Linked DNA regions of Homo sapiens: region 2 is linked to region 1. A link is a loop called in an ENCODE intact Hi-C map of the cell type or tissue named here. Cell type or tissue: endothelial cell of umbilical vein. All regions are shown on one strand.

Region 1 (2,500 bases):
CAGGAAAGGAGGCATGGCAGAGGGCTAGGGCTTGGCATGGGAGCAGGGGGCTTCATGTGCCCAACCCTGAATGCACAGCTTTCACTCTCTGCAGATGACCACTCCAGGGTCAGGCTGACCCAGCTGGAGGGAGAGCCTCATTCTGACTACATCAATGCCAACTTGGTCCCAGTAAGGGCCACCGGTGAGGCTGTCCATGGGATCTGGGATCTGCTCGGGAGATGGGCTGGTTTGCAGGCCACACTTGCCTTCATTAGCTGTAACAGCTCTCTAGGAGATCACCAGCTTGGGCTTCATGAGCTCAATCCAGCAGGTGTCTAGCAAGGGTCTACTGTGTGCTGGGCTCTGTGCTGGGCCTGCAGGAGGCAGAGCTGTTAGCCACATTCCCCACCTTCAAAGGAGCATGTAGGCATGTGTGTGACATTCACCACACACTGTGACAAGGGCTGTAATAGAGGAAAAAACACTACTCAGGGCACATGGAGGAAGGGGAAATTTCATCCACCTGAGGAATCAAGAAAGGCTTCCCAGAGGAGGGGACATTTGATTTATTGAAGGATGAGTAACATTTTGATAAGTGATGAAAGAGGGAAGGACATTCTGTTGACTGGAAGAAGCAGCCAGAGAACAGCCAGGCAGTAACGTTCAGGCAGTGTGTGAGAGTGTGTGTGTGTGTGTGTGTGTGTGTGTGTGTGTGTGTGTGTGTGGTGGGGGGTGCGTAGGGGTGAGGGAGTGGGGAGGTGCTGGGTGGTGGGAGATGTAATGGGAAAGATAGCCTGGGGCTGAATGGGCTGAATGAAGGAGGGCTTGATTGTTAGGCTGAGGGCTTTGGACTCTATTTGGTGGGCAATTGGGAGCCATAGAAGATTTTTGAGCATGGAAGAAACGCAGTTTGGTTTTAGGAAGGTAACTCTGGGTGGGTGAAGAGGGTGGCCTAGATGGGCTATTTAACTCATGTCAGTATCTTGTTTTCATTGGGGTTTTTCTTGTCCCTTTGGGGTGGGACAGGGACGGGGGTGATGTCTCTGAAGTCAGCCCTTCTGGTTTGCATTCTGGGTGCACACGTGTTCTTGTGTGTGCACACATGTAGGTGTGTGCACAGCATCCTCACTCCTGGAGGTCAAATGTTGGAAATCTGCTGTGTGCTTGACACCAAGCATTGCCCGTTAACCATGTTCCTGATCTCTGCCTCCTACACCCCAGGGCTACACCCGCCCACAGGAGTTCATTGCCTCTCAGGGGCCTCTCAAGAAAACACTGGAGAACTTCTGGCGGCTGGTGCGGGAGCAGCAGGTCCGCATCATCATCATGCCGACCATCAGCATGGAGAACGGGAGGGTGAGTGCGCCTTGCAGGCTCCTAGAAAGGCCACCAGGTGGCGCACGTTCTCCTTGTGGGGATGGCCCCGTTGGCATCTTCCCGTGGGAAGGCGGGGCAGACTGGAGTGAGGCCAATCAGGCCTGGAGGGTAGTGGACCCACCTCCCACCCAGACCTGGGATGGGGAGGCAGTGGGAGGAAACAGGTATGTAAACTCCCAGCTTGGCTTTGTTTCTACGGGCTTCTTGCCCTGGGCAGAGAAGGCATCAAGGGGTAGGGACTGCCCAGGGCCGGTGTCAAAGGTACCATCAGGGATCCTTCCTTTCGATAAGCCTGGCAGATGCAGGGCCCTAGGACATGCAGAGAGGCTGCCGAGTCTGTCCTCTTGCTGGAGCAGTGAGCCCAGGGCCGCTGGCCGCGGAATAAGGGCTGTTCTGTTTGGCACAGGAACCTTGTGGCTGACTCAGAATCCTGAGAGTCATGAGAGGTCTGAGGGCAAGGGTGCCGGAGCCCAGGCAAGGGAGAGCAGCTCCTGGAGGAGGAAGCCTTGGAGCTGGGTCATTACAGAGAGCAGAATCCCAGCAGGGTGGCAGGGACCAGAAAGGTGGGCAGGGAGGGGTGGGACTGAGTAAAGCAGGGGGCGGCAGTGATAGGGCTGGGCCCACAGCCGCCCTTCCCCTCTCCAACCTTCTGGTCCCAGGTGCTGTGTGAGCATTACTGGCTGACCGACTCTACCCCGGACACCCATGGTCACATCACCATCCACCTCCTAGCTGAGGAGCCTGAGGATGAGTGGACCAAGCGGGAATTCCAGCTGCAGCACGTGCGTGCCCCAAGGATGAGGGGATGGGACAGGCATTAGAGCTGAGACCCCTGAGAAGGTTGCCTCACTTCCTGGGTCCCTGGAGCCCTCTCTTTCGGAGGACCACAAGTACTCAGTCACCACCCAGGGAAGAGTGTGTTAGGGAAGGGGTAGAGAGGCACAGAGAAGATTAAGGGTTTATCTGAGGCTGCACAGTGAGGGAAAGGAAGAACAGGAGAGACATGATGGTTCCTGACCTCCCCCATGCCAGCTCAGGGCTCTTGCCTCACCCCATGCCCCCTGTGCCCATCTTCCTTCCCAGATTGTGCACCCCTGGGGCAGGAAAGCCAGAGACCCGAATCACTTCTCTGCCCAGGCAC
Region 2 (2,500 bases), 660 kb after region 1:
TAGTGAGACAGAGTCTCACTCTGTGTCCCGCTGGAGTGCAGTGGCATGATCTCAGCTCACCGCAACCTATGCCTCCTTGGCTCAAGCAATTCTTGTGCCTCAGCCTCCCAAGTAGCTGGAATTACAGGTGTGCACCACCACACCTGGCTAATTTTTGTTTTCTGTTTTTTTTTTGATAGAGTCTCTCTCTGTTGCCCAGGCTGGAGCACAGTGGCATGATCTAGCCTCACTGCAAGCTCCACCTCTGGGGTTCACACCACACTCCTGCCTCAGCCTCCCGAGTAGCTAGGACTACAGGTGCCTGCCACCATGCCCGACTAATTTTTTTGTATTTTTAGTAGAGATGGGGTTTCACTGTGTTAGCCAGGATGGTCTTGATCTCCTGACCTCTTGGTCCACCCACCTGGGCCTCCCAAAGTGCTGGGATTACAGGCTTGAGCCACTGTGCCCGGCCTGTATTTTTAGTAAAGACGGGATTTTGCCATGTTGGCCAGGCTGGTCTCAAACTCCTGGCCTCAAGTGATCCACCCACCTCTGTCTCCCAAAGTGCTGGGATTACAGGTGTGAACCTCCACATCATCATTAAGGCCCTACTCTCACGATCTCAATGGTTGATGGGTTGATGTAATTAAGGTGAAAATATGGAAGAAAATAGGAATTTTGAATGGACTTTATGTGAAGTGGTTGCACCTCCTTTACCTGAATGTGTTAACAGGATGGGTATTATGTCCGACTGGGGAACAGGTCTGTATCTAGTATTGTGAAGCAGAAGGCACGGACGTTTGCCCTTTGGCCCATATTAATTGGACACGCTAAATGGGAACCCACGGGCCTGAGCCCAGACAGGTTGTTAATTTGAAAAAGTGTAAAATGCTTGGTGGGCAAAGAGACTTTCACTTTAATAACCTGTTGGAGGCTGGAATCCTGGTACTGTGGTCTCTGTGCAATAACATTATGCATGAGTGCCACCCAGTGGTGACCACTGGGATTTTGGACCAGGAAATCCCCAGACCTGGTAGGTAGTAGCTTGCGATTGGGCATTAATTGAAACTGCCCCTAAGACTGAAGGACATACTCTCATCTTAAAGCCTGAAATACACATGTTGTCTTGGGGGATGGCAGAGATACAGTTCAATAAGGAAGGCACTGCTCAGAAGAGTTCCATAATAAAACGGAAATGGTTTCTACAGGAGCATGATACAGAGGAATGCAAGGAGGGCTTTTCCCCTCTGGCCGGTTTCGGAACCAGCTGAGGATCTGCCAGGTCTATGGCATCATGGATGGTGCCCCATGAACAGCTCTCAATGGACAACAAAGAGCTATTTGGTTTGTGGTTGGCAGTTTCAAGGTGGATGGACAACATCCAGATCTGAAGGCCACCACATCATGAGCAATAATGGGAAAACTCATATTGAAAAAGGCAAGAACAAATCAGCCCAGCTAGATGAACTGCATGCTGCGTTTCTTGCTGCGATGAAAGAATGGAACAATCATAAGAGCTCGTGTTTGGGTTTTTACTGACTCATGGGCAGTGGCCAATGGCCTGGCCATGTGACCAGGCAGAGGGGCAATGGCAAACTGGGCTGTGAAGGGATGCCAACATGGAGCACAGCACTGCAGGAATTTAAGGGGCACATTAAAGTAGGTCATATCAATGCCCACCTGAAGAATCCCTCCCAGGATCTGTGATCAGATCCGGTAGGTGGATATCCTGGTGAACAAACTTGAGGTGGCCACCTAGGTTCAACAAAGGAGTGGGTGACAGTGCAGGGATGGGCTGCTCAGAAACATGTCCCTCCTGCACCCTCAGAGACACAAATGCCAACAAGAAATGCCTTGACAACAAGAAGATGGAGACCACAGGTGGCTAAGGGGCAGATTCCCCAGAGGGAGAACACCGCACATGCAGCTGGCAGGTGGACTGTACGGGACCCCTGCTGGTAGCCCTGGAGGGAGTTTATAAATGGGTTCTGGCAGGAATAGACACTTACTCTGGACTGAGCTTTACCTACCCAGTGGCAGATGCAAATGCTCAAGATACTATAAAAGTACTGAGCAGAAGTCACTGTATCAATGTGTGTCACTAAGTTACATACCTTCGGACCAAGGAACACACTTTACAACCTACACAGGGCAAGGAGACATCCCATCAAATGGGTATATCATGCTGCACATTATCCTCAGAGTAGTTTGTGAGAGAATTGAAATGGGCAATGGAAATGTTTGTTATCTTACATGGGGAGAGATAAAAGCGTGAAGGCTTACACACCTCCATGCATGTGTGCTCACACTTAACATGTGGTGGTCAAGGAGGATCCCCACTAGATAGATCCCTCCACTCTTGGGGTGATCTGGGGAAGATGGCCGGGAAGGATGCTGCTACGACTATGCAGTTCTTCACAACAGCACCTCAACTTTCTTGTCTCCTACCTGCTGAAAAGAGCCTGAGATCAGGCCCACAGCTGCAAGTGTTGGAAGCATCTGCCACTGGGTAGGTAAA

What was found. Peaks named below come from ENCODE experiments on the same cell type or tissue, not always from the same donor. Only the 100,000 strongest peaks of a DNase experiment are listed, where the experiment ranks them.
Region 2: a loop joins it to region 1, with 7 times the contacts of the local background. A loop is called at or near these places in 42 of 110 quality-filtered maps.

The regions. Positions count from the first base shown.
Region 1 is chr9:92,132,725-92,135,224 of GRCh38, forward strand. It overlaps the pseudogene LOC100128076. Among named protein-coding and RNA genes, the nearest start is that of LINC00475, 7.5 kb to the right of the region's middle. RefSeq lists enhancers at 1,179-1,810, 1,415-1,654. In endothelial cell of umbilical vein, a CTCF peak has its summit at 1,376 (motif pointing right); a DNase peak (open chromatin) is centred at 1,407; H3K4me3 peaks cover 267 bases; H3K27ac peaks cover 415 bases.
Region 2 is chr9:92,789,994-92,792,493 of GRCh38, forward strand. No RefSeq gene overlaps it. Among named protein-coding and RNA genes, the nearest start is that of BICD2, 26 kb to the left of the region's middle. In endothelial cell of umbilical vein, a CTCF peak has its summit at 976 (motif pointing left); a DNase peak (open chromatin) is centred at 968; H3K27me3 peaks cover 191 bases.